Regions from separate parts of the Homo sapiens genome. Here region 2 is linked to region 1. Evidence: chromatin loops called from intact Hi-C (ENCODE). Cell type or tissue: upper lobe of right lung. All regions are shown on one strand. Each heading gives the region's core, and the rest is flanking DNA. Links, peaks and the distances in the headings are about the cores only.

What was found. Peaks named below come from ENCODE experiments on the same cell type or tissue, not always from the same donor. Only the 100,000 strongest peaks of a DNase experiment are listed, where the experiment ranks them.
Region 2: a loop joins it to region 1, with 10 times the contacts of the local background. A loop is called at or near these places in 2 of 110 quality-filtered maps.

The regions. Positions count from the first base shown.
Region 1 is chr2:43,874,685-43,884,053 of GRCh38, reverse strand. It overlaps ABCG8 (ATP binding cassette subfamily G member 8), which reads right to left. Exons shown (of 13, transcript NM_022437.3): 11 at 8,641-8,908; 12 at 6,366-6,493; 13 at 1,066-6,278. The coding sequence ends at 6,141. Among named protein-coding and RNA genes, the nearest start is that of ABCG8, 40 kb to the right of the region's middle. In upper lobe of right lung, for the core only: a CTCF peak has its summit at 5,994 (motif pointing left); DNase peaks (open chromatin) are centred at 2,323 and 6,008.
Region 2 is chr2:44,286,553-44,295,921 of GRCh38, reverse strand. The region is part of intron 4 of SLC3A1 (solute carrier family 3 member 1); the gene reads right to left. Among named protein-coding and RNA genes, the nearest start is that of SLC3A1, 16 kb to the right of the region's middle. RefSeq lists an enhancer at 8,683-9,238. In upper lobe of right lung, for the core only: a CTCF peak has its summit at 4,068 (motif pointing right); a DNase peak (open chromatin) is centred at 4,101.

The DNA of each region.
Region 1 (9,369 bases), core at 1,298-9,297:
CCCATTATTTACTTGTTTTTGTCTGTTTTCTCCCTGAGGAGGTGAGTTCTTCCAGCACTCTGCAGACCTGCCAATTAGCAGAGCTTGGCATGATAGGCACCCGGTAGGCATCACTGAATGAGTCAATCAATGGGCACACCACCATGTCCTTCCCCTTTCCAAGTCGTGTTCCTTCTGAGATGGATGATTTGTGTGCTTTGGAGGGTTTCCTCCACATGGTGGTCTTCTTACAGGATTTCTAGTCAGCTCTGTAGCTCAGAGTTAGGACACCGGGGATTGAGGCCCAAGGAGTCCTTCAAAACCCAAGTGCCCACATAAAAATATTTTCAAGTTTACTGTCAGGAAGAGGAGGCCTGTGAAAACCAGACAAACTCAAGATCAAGCTGATTCCAAGCACAGTGCAGGGCTTCTGTGCAATAGTGGAATAATGGAATCAACACAAATAAAGCTTTTCTTTTCTCTCTTTTTTTTGAGATGGAGTTTCGCTCTTGTTGCCCAGCCTGGAGTGCAGCGGTGTGATCTTGGCTCACTGCAACCTCCATCTCCTGGGTTCAAGTGATTCTCCTGCCTCAGCCTCCCAAGTAGCTGGGATTATAGACATGTGCCACCACACTCGGCTAATTTTGTTATTTTTAGTAGATATGGGGGTTCCACCATGTTGGCCAGGCTGGTCTTGAACTCCTGACCTAAGGTGATTCACCCACCTTGGCCTCCCAAAGTGCTGGGATTACAGGCATGAGCCACCACGTTCTGTTTTTCTTGTTGTTTTGTTTTGTTTTGTTTGTTTGTTTGGAGATCGAGTCTTGCTCTGTTGCCCAGGCTGGAGTGCAGTAGCGCGATTTTGGCTCACTGCAACTTCCGCCTCCCAGGTTCCAGTGATTCTGCTGCCTCAGCCTCCTGAGTAGCTGGGACTACAGGCACTTGCCACTGTGCCTGGCTAATTTGGTATTTGGGATAGAGATGGTGTTTCACTATGTTGCCCAGGCTGATGTTGAACTCCTAACCTCAAGTGATCCACCCACCTCAGCCTTCCAAAGTGCTGAGATTACAGTCATGAGCCACTGCGCCCAGCCGAAAGAGCTTTATTTTTAGCATGGGTCAGTAGAGCTTATTAGCAGTTTGGGGAAACAAGAATATTTCCAATTTTAAAGAGACGAGACAATCATACAAATGATGTGAGCACTATTACATAGAAAGCAGAGAAGTGTTTTTGAGTTGGTTTGTGTTTAAAAATCTCAACCCACTGCTTAAACGTTGTTTTAATTATTAGCTGCTAACACCACACGTGCTGCTGTTCCTAGTGCACCAGCAGAGAATGGGCTGTGCTCCATCTGCCTGCCTGCCTACCTGCTGAAGCTGCCTCAGGCAGAGCTCATGTGATAAAGACAGGGGATGTTGCTCTGTACCCAGGCCACTTTAAATGAAGAACAAATCATTATCAAGTACGAATGACAGATGACTTGAAATCTGAATTATCTAGTGCAGACTATTCACAAATAAGGATGTCTGTTGTCTCTCAGGTGTGAGCATTGGATATATTTTGCAAACAAGCAAAGGCCAACCAACAAAATATTTCATCACTTTCCCCGCATTCCAGTTCCTTGCACGCTTCCTCAGGGCCTGTTTGGTGCTCCAGACCCCAAGGCCGGTTGGGCCAAAGGAAAGTGGTCTGTATGCTGTGCTAAGCCACTATGAGGAACCCCTGGTCCCAGGTCTGTTAACACTTGGATTTGACAGATTTGAACATTTCTGTTGCTAGTTGTTTAATTTGGGATCATGACAAGAGTTGAAGTAGAAGAAAACAAAAGCAAATGCGAGATCTACCTCTGTAGACTGGTTTAACCCAGGGCAAGATTACATCTTATATACTATTTATAGGAACAAGAGCAGATTTTTTTTTAAATCAGGAAATATTTGAGCCAATATTGGTGATTATTTTCTGTTTAATTAAAATTCCCCACCAATAGCATAACTTGAAATTGGAGGGCTTAAAATGCAAATTTGAAAACCTTTACCAAGGCTCTGCAAACTACACCCTCAGGTCAAATCTAGCAACCTGCCTGTTTTTGTAAATAATACTTTCTTAGAAGACAGCCACACCGGCTGTACGTTACTATAGTCTACAGCTGCTCTCACACTGTAACAGCAGAGTTAAGTAATTGCAGCAGAGCCTATAAGGCCCACGAAGTCCCAAATATTTACTATCTGACTCTTAACAGGAAAACTTTGCAAGCCATGCTTTCAATACTGACAAATAAACAAATCTCTACCCTTTCGCAATGCAGGGCAGGGCTCGCTGAACAGCATGCATGCCTCGAGAGCCTTGGGTTTTTTTTTTTTTTTTTTGAGACAGAGTATCGCTCTGTCACCAGGCTGGAGTGCGGTGGCTCAATCTCGGCTCACTGCAACCTCTGCCTCCCGGATTCAAGCGATTCTCCTGCCTCAACCTCCCAAGTAGCTGGAACTACAGGCACGCACTACCATGCCCAGCTAATTTTTGTATTTTTAGTAGAGGCAGGGTTTTGCCATGTTGGCCAGAATGGTCTCGATCTCCTGACCTCGTGATCTGCCCTCCGCGGCCTCCCAAAGTGCTGGGATTACAGGCGTGAGCCACCGCACCCGGGAGAGCCTTGGTTCTTTGTTTTCCTGGCCTCACAATGCCTTGAAGAGCATTTTAAACAAAACAGACCCATGGGATCAGAGTCTCTGGGCAATGGGTCCACATTGGCTTTTGTTAAAGCTCCAGCATGGGCAACCAGGGTGGAGAACCACCGCTGTAGGAAAAACACAAATAAATGGCAGCTGCTATATTTTCTCCATCCCTCCTGCCTTTGCACTTTGCCCTTTTCCCCTTCAGCACGGCATACAGAGCCACTGAGTTACCAAAACCCATTGCAGACCGAATGGTGAACTCACAAAGTCAGGTGATGTATCTTAGTGGCTGTCAATCACTGCACATTAGAATTACCTGGGGAGTTAAGGCAAGCTACCAATGTCCTCTTCATCCTTCCCCCTTCTTCATTCAGGCCTAACGCCATTAGGGGACCACAGTGACAAGGAGGTGGGGGGAAGTTGTGGTGGGCCACGGGAGTGTGAGGAAGACAGCTGCAGACTCAGGGAAAGCTGGACTTGGGAGTTAGAGCCTGAGCAGGGTAGGCAGGACGTCCATACAGGAGAAGGCGTGGCAGTGTAGATGGGAGATTACTTACCTGCAGGCGGTTAATCAAATGAGTAAATAACCTAAGGGTAATGGAAGCCAGGTTTCTCACAATTAGAGAAGAGGGAAGAACCTAGGATCAACTCTGTGATGCTGGATTGGAAATGGATGTTATCAGAGTAAACTCATGTGTACTTAGGTGTATATGTATGCACATGCGCGCGCGCGCGCGCACACACACACACACTCCCTAACTCTGTTCACTGAGAGAGCCTGGGAGCAGAGATGTTCCACAAGCAAAGAGCATACTTATCACCAAAACCTTGGCTTCTAAATACCATTTTCCACTAAGAGGAACCCAGATTCTCTGGAGAAACATCGGATTCCAGGGCTGAGATGGGAAAATACAAGATGAACCTGTGACACCAGGTGCGGTGGGTCACACCTGTAATCCCAACACTTTGGGAGGCCGAAGCAGGCAGATCACTTGAGGCCTAGAGTTCACAACCAGTCTGGCCAATATGGTGAAACACTGTCTTTACTAAAAATACAAAAATTAGCCAGGTGTGGTGGTGGGCACTGTTAATCCCAACTACTTGGGAGGCTGAGGCAAGGCAATCGCTTGAACCTGGGAGGCAGAGGTTGCAGTGAGCCGAGATCGCGCCATTGCACTCCAGCCTGGGCCACAGAATGAGATTCTGTCTCAAAAAAAAAAAAACAAAACAAAAAATGAGCCTGAAACTCTTGGTTGTTTCAGCCCTCAAAGGATGATGAGGACATATCAAAAGGATGCAGAAGCCAGCTCGACGGGGTTCCCACTGGCCAAATCAGGGACAAGCTGAGCATCAGAATTAATCACAATAATAAAGGGTTGTAAGGATACAATGGGAATTCACAAGTTTACATCAATCAAAATTTTAAAATGCATAAATGGAAAGTTTACAATTTACATAGTTTCAAAGTACCCACTTACAAAATGCTTATTAATTATAAAGGGAGGGAAAATAGTAACTTGGCTGTGGAGAAGCCTAGCAGACACCCCTTTAATCAAGTGATCAAAGTGAACGTTGTTGGTATGGGAGAAGTTGAAATCACATGCCTTCTGATAGGATGCACTGGGCAGAACACAAATTGAGAGACAGCCTTCAAACTCAAGTATCAAGGTCACAAAAGTGAAGGAAAGTTGACAAACTGTTCCTAAACTGAAAGAGACAAAAGAGACTTGAGAACTAGATCCAAGGCTTGATTCTGGTCTAGATCCCCTTGCTATGGAGGACATGATAGGAACTCCCAGTCAATCTCAAGAATGGGGTCTGCAGGTTGGATGGTGGCAACATGACCGTGCAAGCATCCTGAGTGTTGCAAGTGCTTTGGAAAACGGCAGCATGCTTGAATGTGCACAGATCACCAGGGGGTCTTCTTAAGACGCAGACTCTGACTCATTGAGCCTGGGTGGGGCCTGAGGCTCATGGGACCTATCCAATCAGCTCCAGCTGTGCCCATTCTGCTGGCCCAGGGATCGTACTTGGAGTAGCAAGACTCTAGTGAACCTATGAAGAGTATTTGCTATTTACCTCCCAAACACGCACCTTCCCCTTCTTTTGATTCTAAACTCTAATTTTCCTTTGGGAACATCCTCTCCTGCCCTCTGTGCACCTGTTTTGGGTCAGATAGTCCCCAACACTCAGGCAAGAAGTGTGCAACCTGGGCCTCTGCCTCCCCATCCTCTGGCCACTGTGAAAGGTTCAAGGCTGGTTCTGAAACCCAGGCAGGGCCAGTGTATTCATCTGCTCTCACACTGCTATGAAGAAATACCCAAGACTGGGTAATTTATAAAGAAAAGAGGTTTAACTGACTCACAGTTCAGCACGGCTGGGGCAGCCTCAGGAAACTTGCAGTCGTGGTGGAAGGCTCCTCTTCACAGGGTAGCGGGAGAGAGAATGAGAGCCGAGCGAAGAGGGAAGCCCCTTATAAAACCGTCGGATCTCATCAGAACTCACTCACTCTCAGGAGAACAGCATCAGAGAAACCACCCCTATGATTCAATTATCTCCATCTGGTCCCGCCCTTGACACTTGGGGATTATTACAATTCAAGGTGAGATTTGGGTGAGGACGCAGAGCCAAACCATATCAGTTAGTGAAATGCAACTCTAAGAAGCCTGGCTGAGTTAACAGCCTCTACAGACCCCATTTGTCTTCTGGAGCCTTCCTAAACTCCTAAGGCTTACAGCGGCTCAGGCCTTGCCTTCTGCCCTCTAACTCCAAAGGCCTCAAAGGCTTTTCTGATCCCCATATGACTCCACCACAAAGTATCCATGTGCCCTTAGGAAAATGAATTTTTGCTTCAGTTTTCACACCTATAAAATGGGATACCACTTACCTCAAGGGATTGTCCACCTAAAGTGTTTTCACAGGACCTGCTACAGAGTAGATGCTCAATACATTTTTAATTGTTCACGTTGGCTTTTGGAGCCCATGACCCCACACAAAAAGAAGGGATGGCATCTTGCTGGTACATCTTAGGTCACTTTCTGTATTGATGGTGGCTCACCACGGAGTGTGGGGCCCCTGGAAGATGAAGCCAAATCTGCTAGCTACTGTTATTGTTCCCTCCAGGTTCCAACAATTCCTGCACAGTCTAGCTACCCAATTCATTCCTAGTTTGCTCCCATCCTATATCGAGTTGCCTATATAAATGCATATCAAAAGGAAATAAATTAGCAACGTTGTAGGTGCCACCGAGTGCAGGTTTTCTCCCAGTCATCGCAGTCTCCTGCCAGTGAGCAGAAATCCCTTTCGACTGTCTTTATTCTACTGCCATCCTGTGGCTGGTCTGTGCCACTGCAGCACCCTGGGCCGGATGTAGCTGAGCATCTGTAGGGTCATTGTCCTCACTGTCCCCAGGAAGGGGCTCCTGAGGAGGGAGTGCAGTTGAAGGGTCTGCTCAGGTCCCCCACCAGCGGGCAGACGTCTGGCGTGAATCACCAGTCTTGACTTGGTTTCTGTTTGATGAACCTTAAGGACACGTAGTACAGGACCATGAAGCCACCGCTGAGGCCAATGACGATGAGGTAGATGGCGTAGAGAGGGTACGAGTCCAGCTCCATGACACTGAGGATCTGGAGACACAGACATGCAGTGGGCTCATGAGGAGGATGGAAAGCCGGACGTCCAATAATTTAGAACCCGAGGCCTTCCCCGCTTACTTTATCTCCTGAGACCGCGATGGTGAGGTTCCCGAGAGGCATTTTATAAGTTCTTCTGCTGAACTGAATCTTCATCAGCCCTTCAAAACACCACCGCAGGAAGGACACTTTGGAAATCCACGCGGGCACTGGAGACAGACAGCCGCGTTACTCACAGGTGTCCCTCATATTCTCATGGTTTCCCCATATTCGCATGGTCTCCCCCATATTCACAGAGTCTCCCCATATTCCCATGGTCTGCCCATATTTGCATGATCTCCCCATATTCCCACAGTCTCCCATATATTCAGTCTCCCCATATTCCCATGGGCTCCCCATATTCGCACGATCTCCCCATATTCCCACGATCTCCTTTATATTGATGTGGTCTCCCCCATATTCACACAGTCTGCTCATATTCCCACAGTCTCCCCATATTCCCACGGTCTCCTTTATATTGACACGGCCTCCCCCATATCCAGTTTCCTCATATTCCCATGGTCTCCCCATATTCCCATGGTCTTCTTTATATTGACATGGTCTTCCCCATATTCACACAGTCTCCTCATATTCCCACGGTCTCCCCATATTCCCACAGTCTCCCCCATATTCACAGTTTCCTCATATTCCCAGTCTCCCCATATTACTAGAGTCTCCCCATACTCCCAGTCTCCCCCATATTCACACAGTTTCTTCATATTCCCATGGTCTCCCTATATTCTCATGGTCTCCCCATATCCCCACTGTCTCCTTTATATTGACACGGTCTCCTGCATATTCACATGATCTCCCCATATTCCCACAGTCTCCCCATATTCCCATGGTCTCCCCATATTCGCACAATCTCCCCATATTCCGACGATCTCCTTTATATTGACATGGTCTCCCCCATATTCACACAGTCTCTTCATATTCCCACGGTCTCCCCCTATTCCCACAGTCTCCTTTATATTGACACTCTCTCTCCCATATTCCCACAGTCTCCCCATATTCCCACGGCTCCTTTATATTGACATGGTCTCCCCCATATTCACACTTTCCTCATATTCCCACAGTCTCCCCATATTCTCACGGTCTCCCCATATTCTCACAGTCTCCTGCATATTCATGTGATCTCCCCATATTCCCATAGTCTCCCCATATTCCCATGGTCTCCCTATATTCTTGCAGTCTTCCCATATTCTCACCGTCTCCCCATATTCCCACGGTCTCCTCCTATTCTCATGGTCTCCCCGTATTCCCATGATCTCCTTTATATCGACACAGTCTCCCCCGTATTCAGTCTCCCCATATTCCCATGGTCTCCCCACAGTCACACAGTCTCTCTTACCTGCACAAGGGCACATCCCACTCTCTGAGACAGGGCCATGGTGGCTCTGGCCCAAGTTCTCTGATGAGCAAGGAGGGGAGAGAGACCAGAGACCAAGAGGCAAAAGGGCAGAGGGGTTGCTGGGGACATGGACTGGGGCCGAGGGAGCTGAGAGGCCACGGGGTCACCCACACATTTGATCCATAGCAATTCTCGAGAGGGATGTGATGAGGCATCCCTGCACGTGCTCAGCTTCATGGACTGTGTGGGCTGAGGAGACTCAGCGGCCCCACACCAGAGACAATGGAGCCTGTGCCCTGATCCTATGGAGGTGGCATGGTATGGGGAGGGGAAGGAGGCAATGAGCCCTGCCTGGGTGCATCAGGAAAGCCCTGGCAGAAGAGATGCCCCATGGAAGGCGGGCATGACATTCCCAGAGACAATAGCTGGGCAGGCTCAGAGGTGAGAGGGTGGGGTGTGCTGGGGGCTTCAGAAAGCTGGGGAGGCCGCAGGGATTGAGCAACCCTGGGAAGATTTGAACAAAGGGGGGCATGGGTTTGCACCTTGGAAAGCTCACTCTGCGTGGCTGAGTCGAGAGGGATGTGGAGGGGCCCAGGTTACAGAGACCAGGCTATGGCAGTGGCCCAGGCTCAAACAATGGTGGCCAGGGATGGAGACACAGCCAAGCAGACATTTCAGAGAAACAGGAGGCAGAATCGACCTGGCTCACAGGTGGATGTGGAGAGGGAGGGAGACAGTCAAGGGCGACTTCTGGATATCAGCTGTGGGATAGGAGGAGGTGCATCTGGAATCTCTAATGGAATCATTCCTTTGGCCTCCAGGGCAGTGGGCAAAGGCCTCTGCTTCCAGAAGGGCCAGCCTCGAGTTGGATCTAAGTGATAAGTGTCCATCTCCAGATGAAAGCAGGCTTCATCCAGTCACATGAGTCCTAACAAAGCTGGCCCAGGCCCCGGGGGCAGGCCTTACCTGTCCACAGGCTGCTCAAGTTTATCATGAAGCCCCCGGCGAGGTAGAAGGAGTTGTAGAGGGCATTGCTGAAGAAGGAGGCCATGTGGAAGGTGGGGAGCAGGGCCGCGGCGGCCAGGGCCATAATCCTGCAACAGAAGACCACCAGCCACACCAGCAGGAAGTGCAGCAGGAAGGGCTGGAGGCCTGGCCTCAGGTTGGCCAGCCAGTAGGTGGGCATCCCGTAGATGATGATGTAGGCACAGTGCTCCGGAAGCTCCCCGAGGATCTGCAAAGAACAGCCCTTGCAAGGATATGAAGCCAGCACCTTCACTGCCATTATTATAAACGTTTAAAAGTAGCAGTGCCCCCAGATAGCAACCTTCCCTCCTGGTGATGATGAGGCTGTGGCAGGAGGGTGTGCTGGGACCCAGGAGCATGAGCTCAGTGCTGGCCTCCCCCTTGCAGATACCAAATGCTCCCTCTAGGGCAGTTCAGCCTGTTTCCCCCAGGGCAGCAATGGGCACCTGCTGTCCTAAGACCTGGTTTCAAGTCCCTACTCCCCCTGACCAGATCAAGTAGCTGTGTGGCCTTGGAGAGCCACGTAGCCTCTCTGAACCTCTGCTTCCTGGAAACACCTGCCTGGCCTGCTGGGGGGCCACAGTGAGGCTCTGAAAAGGTAAAATACAATGAGGACTTCTTTTTTTTAGATTCCTTCTGGCCAGAAAACTATCATTCCTGGTCCACAGT
Region 2 (9,369 bases), core at 1,025-9,024, 410 kb before region 1:
CCGCGCAACCTGGGTCCACACCCAGGTGGTGCTGTTCTTTAAAAGTGTGAACATTGGTTGGGGCAGAGCACGAATAACTGAAGGCATCCAAGCGGCCTCTGACAAAAATGTGGGAAAACATTAAGCACCATTCTGTGTAAACATCAAGCTTTTGGGCACTGATTTCCTAAAATAAAGCCAGTCCTTTTCTTTACGGAGTCCGGATCTCAGCATTGTGAAATGTTGACCTGACATTAAACATGAGAAACTTGTACCGCACAGAAGGTTTATGGCCCTAGCATAATCAGAAATAATATCATTGTTTAATGAGACAAAACAGTAAAAGCTTGATGGACATTTTCTGAAAGTCATTTTAAATGCTGATAATTCAGATTATCACCAAGATAATCCAAAGTTTGCTCTTGAAAAATATTTGCTTCATGCTATTTATTCTCTCAACCAGGAGGGAAAAGAGAGCTTCAGATTTTAATTGTTAACCCTCTTTACTCCCATGAAGGTCTCTCAGGGTTCCAGATGCAAAAATGGGCACAGAGCCTGGGTCAGCTAGGTCTAGTGACCCATGTAGGTGCCGTGGACTCTGGGAACTGGACTATACACTACGTCCTTGACTCCTGTCTGACTCCCATGACATCACGCACTCCTGGTTTTTCCACTGGGCACCTTTTAACTCCTTTCTCTTTAAATAGCTCGCTGCTCTGAGTGAAAAGAAAGCAAGTCAACATTAAGGAAGCAAGTTAACATATCCAAATACATGGAACCTTGAGCCAAGCCTTTCCTTTTCAGATGGCTGACATTTGGGGGCCCGTTTACCTAAAAACCCATGTTTGGGAAAAGCTCTGTCTACTCTTACATGGGATGATAGAGAAGACATCCTCTTAAGCCAGGTGTGGTGGCTCATGCCTGTAATCCTAGCACTTTCAGAGACCGAGGTGGGAGGATCACTTAAGCTCAGGAGTTCAAGACCAGCCTGGGCAACAAAGTGAGACCCTGTCTCTATTAAGAAAACAAAAACAAACCAAAAAAACAAACAGAAGACATCATCTTGAAAATGTCATAAATCACAGGTTGTCCATCTCAAGAAGGAATGAGAAAGGATGTTTCAGAGTACAGAGGAAACTGGTTCTCTACTTAGAGGCAAGAGAAAGAAAACTGACCCTACTCATGTTCAGAAATCTTGGAAAAATTCTTTGCTAACTCCTCCAGAAGCAGGAAGTAGAGGAAAGATCAAGGACTTCAGAATTTGACCCTCTGGGTACAACCCAGCTCTCTCGCTGTCCAGCTGCATGACATAGGGCATCTGCAAGACCAGCTAAGCCTCAGTGTCTCCATCAATAACATAGTATGGAGGGTTTCTGTATGGAGTAAATAAGGTATTGCTGCCAGAGTCAATTGACTTTTCAATTTTTTTTTTTTTTTTTTGAGATGGAGTCTCACTCTGTCACCCAGGCTGGCGTACAGTGGTGTGATCTCAGCTCTGCAACCTTTGCCTCCCGGGTTCAAGCAATTCTCCTGCCTCAGCCTCCTGAGTAGCTGGGATTACAGGTGCCCGTCACCACATCTGGCTAATTTTTGTATTTTTAGTAGAGATGGAGTTTCACCATGTTGACCAGGCTCATCTCGAACTCCTGACCTCAAGTGATCCACCCACCTCAGCCTCCCAAAGTGCTGAGATTACAGGCATGAGCCACCACGCCCAGACCCCTTTCAGTCTTTATATTACCCAATCTCTCTGCATCATTTGACACTGTTGACCAATCTCGTCTTCTGGAAACACTCAGATACCTTAGCTCCGTTATACCCTGCCCCTTGGTTTGTCTCCCTTCTCTGTCTCTTCTGCAGCTCTTTGATGTCAGTGCTCCTTGGGGCTCCATCTTACACCCTCTCGACATTGCACTTCACAATAGTATTTATTTACTTACCAATTTACTGACTATTTAACAAGTACTGTATACAGTAAAAAAAATAGCATCCTAAGTGCTTTACAAAGGTTAAACCATTTAATCTTCAAGTAACCCCATTAGGTACGTACCATTATTGTTCCCCCTTTACCAGTGAGGAAACTGTGGCTCAGGAAGATGATGTGCCTTTGACAAGGTCATGGTTGGTAAGTGGTGGCAGCAGAATTGCAACTGTACGGCGCCCTGACTTATTTGCTAGCCTGGCTCCCTTGGATTTTTCTTTTAATTGGAAGGTCTACCAACACCAGGCCCTCATTCACATGTGAGCAATTCGCTCCAGCTACGTTGCAGTTGGCCCTCTTGCTCACCTTACCCAGCCTGCTTCTCTCACCAAACACCTGCCTGAGCTCTGTAGACATCAGCCACATCAACAAGTCCCAAAGTTTTATCTCTAGACTAGACTTTTCCCTGAGCTCCGTGTCCTTATATCTTTTTTTTTTCCCCCCTAAAACGGTGTCTTGCTCTGTTGCCCAGGCTGGAGTGCAGTGGCATGATCTCGGCTCACTGCAACCTCTGCCTCATGGGCTCAAGCAATTCTCCTGCCTCAGCGTCCCAAGTAGTTGGGATTACAGGTGCCCACCACCATGCCTGGCTAATTTTTGTATTTTTAGGAGAGATGGGGTTTCACCATGTTGGCCAGGCTGGTCTTGAACTCCTGACCATGTGATCCACCTGCCTCAGCCTCCCAAAGTGCTGGGATTACAGGCATAAGCCACTGTGCCCAGCCCAGTGTCCTTATATCTAACTGTCCACTGAACACTTGGATGTGTCACAGGCAGCTCCAACTCTACATACCTAAGATATTTCCCTCTCTCTTCCTGTGTCTCCCATCTCAGACAATGGTTCTGCCACCCACCCCATATTCAAATCTGAAACCTGGGATTCACAGGGGACTCCTCTCAGAGCCCTGATGATTTCTCTGCACCTCTATGCCTCCATCACTGGCCTAAAGCCACCAGAATTTCTTTCCCGATTACTGCACCATCCTCCTCCCTGGCCCCAAAGCCTCCAAACCTGCCCTACTCAAACCCCTTCTCCAAAACCAGACTGATTTCTCAAATTGAAAAAAAATAAAAATAAAAAATAAATACCTAAGACCTTTTAAGCCCAAATCCTTACCAGGGCCTTCAGTGGTGCTCCTGACCTCACCCCCAGTGACCTCTCTAGTCTCATCGGGTCACTCCCTGCTCTATATATCACATCCCAGTGATACTGGACAACTCCCAGCACCTCTAATGTGTCACGATCCACGCTTTCCTCTGCTGGAAACACTCCCACCCATGCCTCTTCACTTAGCTCATGCCTGTTCCTCAGGTATCTCACCTCCTCTGCAAATGTGTCCAGGTTAGGCGCTTGCCCTGTGTATTCCTACCTCCTACTGTCATGACCGCTTGGCACATTTTATTGTAATCGCCTGTTTAATTGTCCACCTCCCACCCCAGAATATAAGCCCCAGGATGGCCACAAGAGGTATCTATCTTACCAGCCCCCACACCCTTAGCACATGGTCAAGACACACAATACCTATCATTAAATGAGTGAATGATTATAATAAAGTGCCTGGCATAGAGGAGGTGCAATAAATGGCACAATTATTATTATCAAGCATAGAGATGGCTAATCAAGCAGGTAGTGAGCGAATTGTGTTTTGAATTGAGCTGCTGCCTCCAGCAGTATCATGCTTAGTAGGGACAGAACGGAGCCTACGCCTGTGCTCTGGGTTCCCTCTCAGCTGGGTCTCCCCAGCAGTCCCTACCCTGGGGCTCAGCATTCCCATATGGCAGGTGTAGGATCACTCCAAACCCCAGATACGAGGCCAGGCCATCTGGAGTCTCTTCCTTGCCATGCTGCTAACCCGCTGGGTTACTTCACCTCTCTGTGTCTCAGTTTCCTCATTTGTCAAATAAGAAATGTGGAGGACCAGTAAAAACCAAAGTGATTGGGAAAGTATAAAGTATTATACAAATATATACCCCTGATACCTCAGAGAAGGTTTTCTGACTTCTTCAGCTGAAAGCACTCAAGCCCCAAGAGGTTCAGAGCAGAGCCAAGTCCCCTGATGGCCAGTACAAAGAGGAGGAGAAAGAGAAGGACAGCAGAGGGTGCTCTCTGCTGGATTTCCCCAGCATGCCAGCTTCCCACTGTGCAGATAAAGCAAAATCTGATAGGAGCGGGGAGGAAGTGGGCTCAGGCTCCAGGAGTACAAGTTGGTATGCAAGCAAGTCATTCCAAACGCCGCCTCCACACAAACCCTCTGAGCTGCAAATTATTAACCTGCTTAACTCTATTGCAGAAACAAGCGCTGCTGGGGGTAAGGTGGGGAGGAGGGTGACAGAAGTCTCCTTCATGCCAAAGGTCCCTTTCCAGGAGCAAAGAGGCTTTCCTCTCAGCTTCTCAGCATTTCTTATTTACTTCTAATAGTAAATCTTCTAAACCAGTCTTGCAAATAAAGTCTAATCTCTCAACCGGAGGCATTAATGATTCATCACATGAGGGATTTCAGCCAGAAGACCAGTAAATAAGGATCCTGTCCACACACTCCACGGCTTGGGTATCTGGAAGAGCACAGCTGGGTTAGTCAAAAAAATAATTAATGTATTGGCTGGCACATTTTTGCAGAATTTATCACACTTGTCTAAACATCCCCAGACAATTCATCACTATTGCCACAAGGAGCCTGGAAAAATCTACTGCCTGATAAACCAACTGTAAACCAGCTGGTTTATACTCACATTTATCAATTTATAACTGAAAACCTCCTTGACAAATCTGTGCAGAAAAAGTGAAGCATGGAGAGGGAAACACATACATTGCCTCAAAGCAGGTGTAGGATTGTGGTTAAGAGCATGAACTCAAGTCCGAGTGTCTGGATTTCAGTCCTGCTCCATGACTCCCAAGGATGGTGACTTTACCTATCTAAGCCTCAATTTCCTTCTCTGTAAAATGATCACAAAACCTCGTAAATTAGGCTTATTCTGAGCATTAAATTATCCAGGAACAGCACTTAGCACATAGAATGTGTGGGGAGAGCATGAGGCGTGGGTGATAAGGAGTTTTGGTGATGAAGAAGAGGAGAGTCCACAGGCTACCAGAGAAGTTTAAAACTAACCCCTAGTTAGTCTGCTGACCATGTCTACAACTACCCACCCCACAACCCCACAACCCCACAACCCCATGGAGGCAAGGTGCCCTCACTCATGGTGCTTACTTCCAGAACCAATTCCAAAACAATTCATACAAATTCTGGAAACACCAAACATATACAGTAAAAAAAAAAAAAGTCTTAAAAATAAGTAGTCTATAGGAATACATTTAACGAAAGAAGTACAAGACATGTACTCTGAGAACTGCAAAACATTGTTGAAAGAAATGAAAGAACACGTAAATAAATGGAAAGACATCTCATGTTCATGAATTGGAAGACTTAACATAAGATGGCTATGTTCCCCAGAGTGAACCACAGATTCAATGCAATCCCTATCAAAACCACAGCAGGCTTCTTTGCAAACATTGTCAAGCTGACTCAGAAATTCACATGGAAATCCAAAGGACTTGGAATAGTGAAACAATACTGAAAAAGAACAAAGTTGTAGGATTCTCACTTCCCGATTTCAAAACTTACTACAAAGCGCTAGTAATTCAGACAGTGTGTGGTACTGACATAAGGACAGACATATAGATGAATGGAACAGAACTGAGAGTCCAGAAATAAACCCATGCATTTATGGTCAATTGATTTTCAACAAAAGTTGCCAGACAATTCAGTAGGGAAAGAATAGTATTTTTAAACATACGTGATTGGAATAACTGAATAGCCACATGCAAAAAAAAAAAAAAAAAGTCGGACAGCTTACCTTCACACCCTATATAAAAATTAACAAAAAATGGATCACAGACAATCTAAAATGTAAGACTAAAACTGTGAAACTGAGAAGAAAACATAGGAGTAAATCTTCATGACCTTGGATTAAGCAATGGTTCTTAGATACGACACTAAAGGCACAAGCAACAAAAGAAAAAAATAAATAAATTGGGCCAGGCGCAGTGGCTCATGCCTGTAATCCCTGCACTTTGGGAGGCCGAGGCGGGTGGATCACCTGAGGTCAGGAGTTCGAGACCAGCCTAGCCAACATGATAAAACGCGTCTCTACTAAAAATACAAAAAATTAGCTGGGCATGGTGGTGCGCACCTATAATCCCAGCTACTCAGGAGGCTGCAGCAGGAAAATCACTTGAACCCAGGAGGCGGAGGTTGCAGTGAGCTGAGATTGCGCCACTGCACCCCAGCCTGGGTAACAAGAGCATAACTCTGTCTCAAAAAACAAATAAATAAATAGGACATCATCAAAATTAAAAACGCTTGTGCTTCAAAAGGCACCATCAAGAAAGTAAAAAGACAACCAACAGAATAGGAAAAATTATTTGTAAATCATGTATCAAGAATATGAAAAGAGGCCAGGTGTGGTGGCTCATGCCTATAATCCCAGCACTTTGGGAGGCTGAGGCAGGAGGATTGCTTGAGACCACGAGTTCGAGACCAGCCTGGCCAACATGGTGAAACCCCGTCTCTACTAAAAATACAAAAATTTGCCAGGTATGGTGATGCGCACCTGTAATCTCAGCTACTTGGGTGGCTGAGGTAGGAGAGTCACTTGAACCCAGGAGGTGGAGGTTGCAGTGAGCCGAGATCACGCCACTGCACTCCAGCCTGGGTAACAGAGTGAGACCCTGTCTCAAAAAAAAAAAGAAAAAAAGAAAAAGAAAAAGAATATGTAAGAACTTTTACAACCCAATAATAAAAAGACAACCCTGTTTAACAATGGGCAAAGGGCCAGGTGCGGTGGCTCACACCTGTAATCCCAGCACTGTGGGAGGCCAAGGAGGGAGGATTGCTTGAGACCAGGAGCTCGAGACCAGCCTGGCCAACATGGAGAAACCCCATCTCTACAAAAAATACAAAAATTAGTTGGGCATGGTGGCACGTGCCTATAGTCCCAGGTACTCAGGAAGCTGAGGCGCAAGAATCACTTGAGCCTGGGAGACTGGGGTTGCAGTGAGCCGAGACTGCACCACTGCACTCCAGCCTGGGTGACAGAGTGAAACTCTATCTCAAAAAAAATAAATAAATAAAAATGAAATAAAAATGGGCAAAGGATTTAAATAGACATTTCTACAATGCAGATATACAAATGAACTATAAGCACATAAAAAGATGTTCAACGTCTTTAGCCATTTGGCAAATACAACCAGTGAGATGCCACTTCATACCCACTAGGGTGACTGTAATAAAAAATATATGCAATAACAAGTGTTGGTGAGAATGTGGAGAAATTAGAACGCTTACCCATTGTTAATGGAAATGTAAAATTATGCAGCTGCTTTGAAAAACAACTTGGCAGTTTCTCAAATAAACACAGATACAGACACCTACCAGGGATATACAGATACAGCATGATTCTGTTGTACAAAGTGTCCAGAATAGGCAAAACCTATCTAACTGAGGCTTAGGTGGGTAAAAAGATAGAAAGTAGATTTGTGGTTTCCCAGGGGGTGGGGGAAGAAAGGGAGGGGGCCATAAGGAGTGACTGTTGATGGATATGGGGTTTCTTTTTGAGAAGATAAAAGTGTTCTGAAATTAGGCCAGGTGCAGTGGCTCATACCTGTAATCCCAGCATTTTGGGAAGCTGAGACGGGTGGATCATTTGAGGCCAGGAGTTTGAGACCAGCCTGGCCAACATGGCAAAACCCTGTCTCTACAAAAATACAAAAATTAGCCGGGCATGGTGGTACATGCCTGTAGTCCCAGCTACTCGGAGGCTGAGGCAGGAGAATCGCTTGAACCTGGGAGGCACAAGTTGCAGTGAGCCAAGATCATGCCACTACACTCCAGCCTGGGCGACAGAGCAAGACTGTCTCAAAAAAAAAAAAAAAGTTCAGAAATTAGTAGTGATTGTGAAACTCTGTGAAGATACTAAAACCACTGAATTACACACTCAAAAGGGGTGAATTTTATGGTATGTGAATTATATGTCAATTAAACTGTTATTTCAAAATTAAACTAAACCAAGGGTTCTAGGTGCCCCTAGTGACTCCAGCATGACAGCTTGCATCCACTCTATCTGGCTGACGTGGTGAGCTGTGGAAAGGCACCCAATGCTCCCCGTTCTGTTAGGGTCTCCTTCCCACCTACTTGGCTCAGAGGACTCCCCTACTCCCCTAAGTTTCTGCCCACTGTAGCCATAGGAGCAGCAAGAACAAGAACAAGAACATAGCTGATATGTTTTGTGAATTGTATTGTGAGAAATGATCAGCCCCCACCTCTTACTTCAGCGCCCTAACCCATTTCACTCCAGCATACTGGTAGGGTTGCCAGATAAAATACAAGACACTCAATTACATTTCAATTTCAGGTAATCAATGAACAATTTTTTGGTAGCAGTATGTCTCAAATGTTGCATCATTCATTTAAAATTTAACTGGACATCCTGTATTTTTCTTTGCTAAGTTTGGCAACCCTACACTCTGGCCTCCATGCCATCCCTGAAACACATGAACCACACTCTCACCTCGGGACCTTTCCATTTGTTCTTCTTTCTGCCCGAAATTCTCTTCCCCCAGATAGTCACATGGTTCCTTTCTCACTTCAGGTTTTTGTCCAAACAGCATCTCATCATAAGAAGGTGTCTCCTACACACTTTATATAGAAGAGCCACTTCTACCTGACACTCCGATGCCCCTTCCCCTTGGCATTCACCACCACCTAACATATATATATTTAGTGGCTAATTGCCTGCTTTCCCCTCAGTATATTGGAGACTCCTTGAGGGTAAGGCTTCTTTTATTCACTGCTGCATTCCCAGTGCTTAGAACAGGGCCTGGCACGGAGTAGGCAATATGTTAATATTTACTCAATGAGTACAGAAGTGTCGTGCATGTGTTATCTCATCTAATCTTCCAAACAGCCCTATGAGACAAATATTGCCACCAACTGTGTTTCATAGATGAGACAGCTAAGACATGAAAGCCAAATAACCATCAAGAAGCCCATTTTAGATGCAGGAGCCAGACCCCAAATGACCCACCTCCCTGCAGCAGCTCACTGTCACAGACACCGCACAGCTCACCATCACAGGCACCGCACAGCTCACCGTCACAGGCACCGCACAGCTCACCGTCACAGGCACCGCACAGCTCACCGTCACAGACACCGCACAGCTCAGTCACAGGCACTGCACAGCTCAGTCACAGACACCGCACAGCTCAGTCACAGGCACCGCACAGCTCACCGTCACAGACACCGCACAGCTCACCGTCACAGACAGTGCACAGCTCAGTCACAGACACCGCACAGCTCACCGTCACAGACACCGCACAGCTCACCGTCACAGGCACCGCACAGCTCACCGTCACA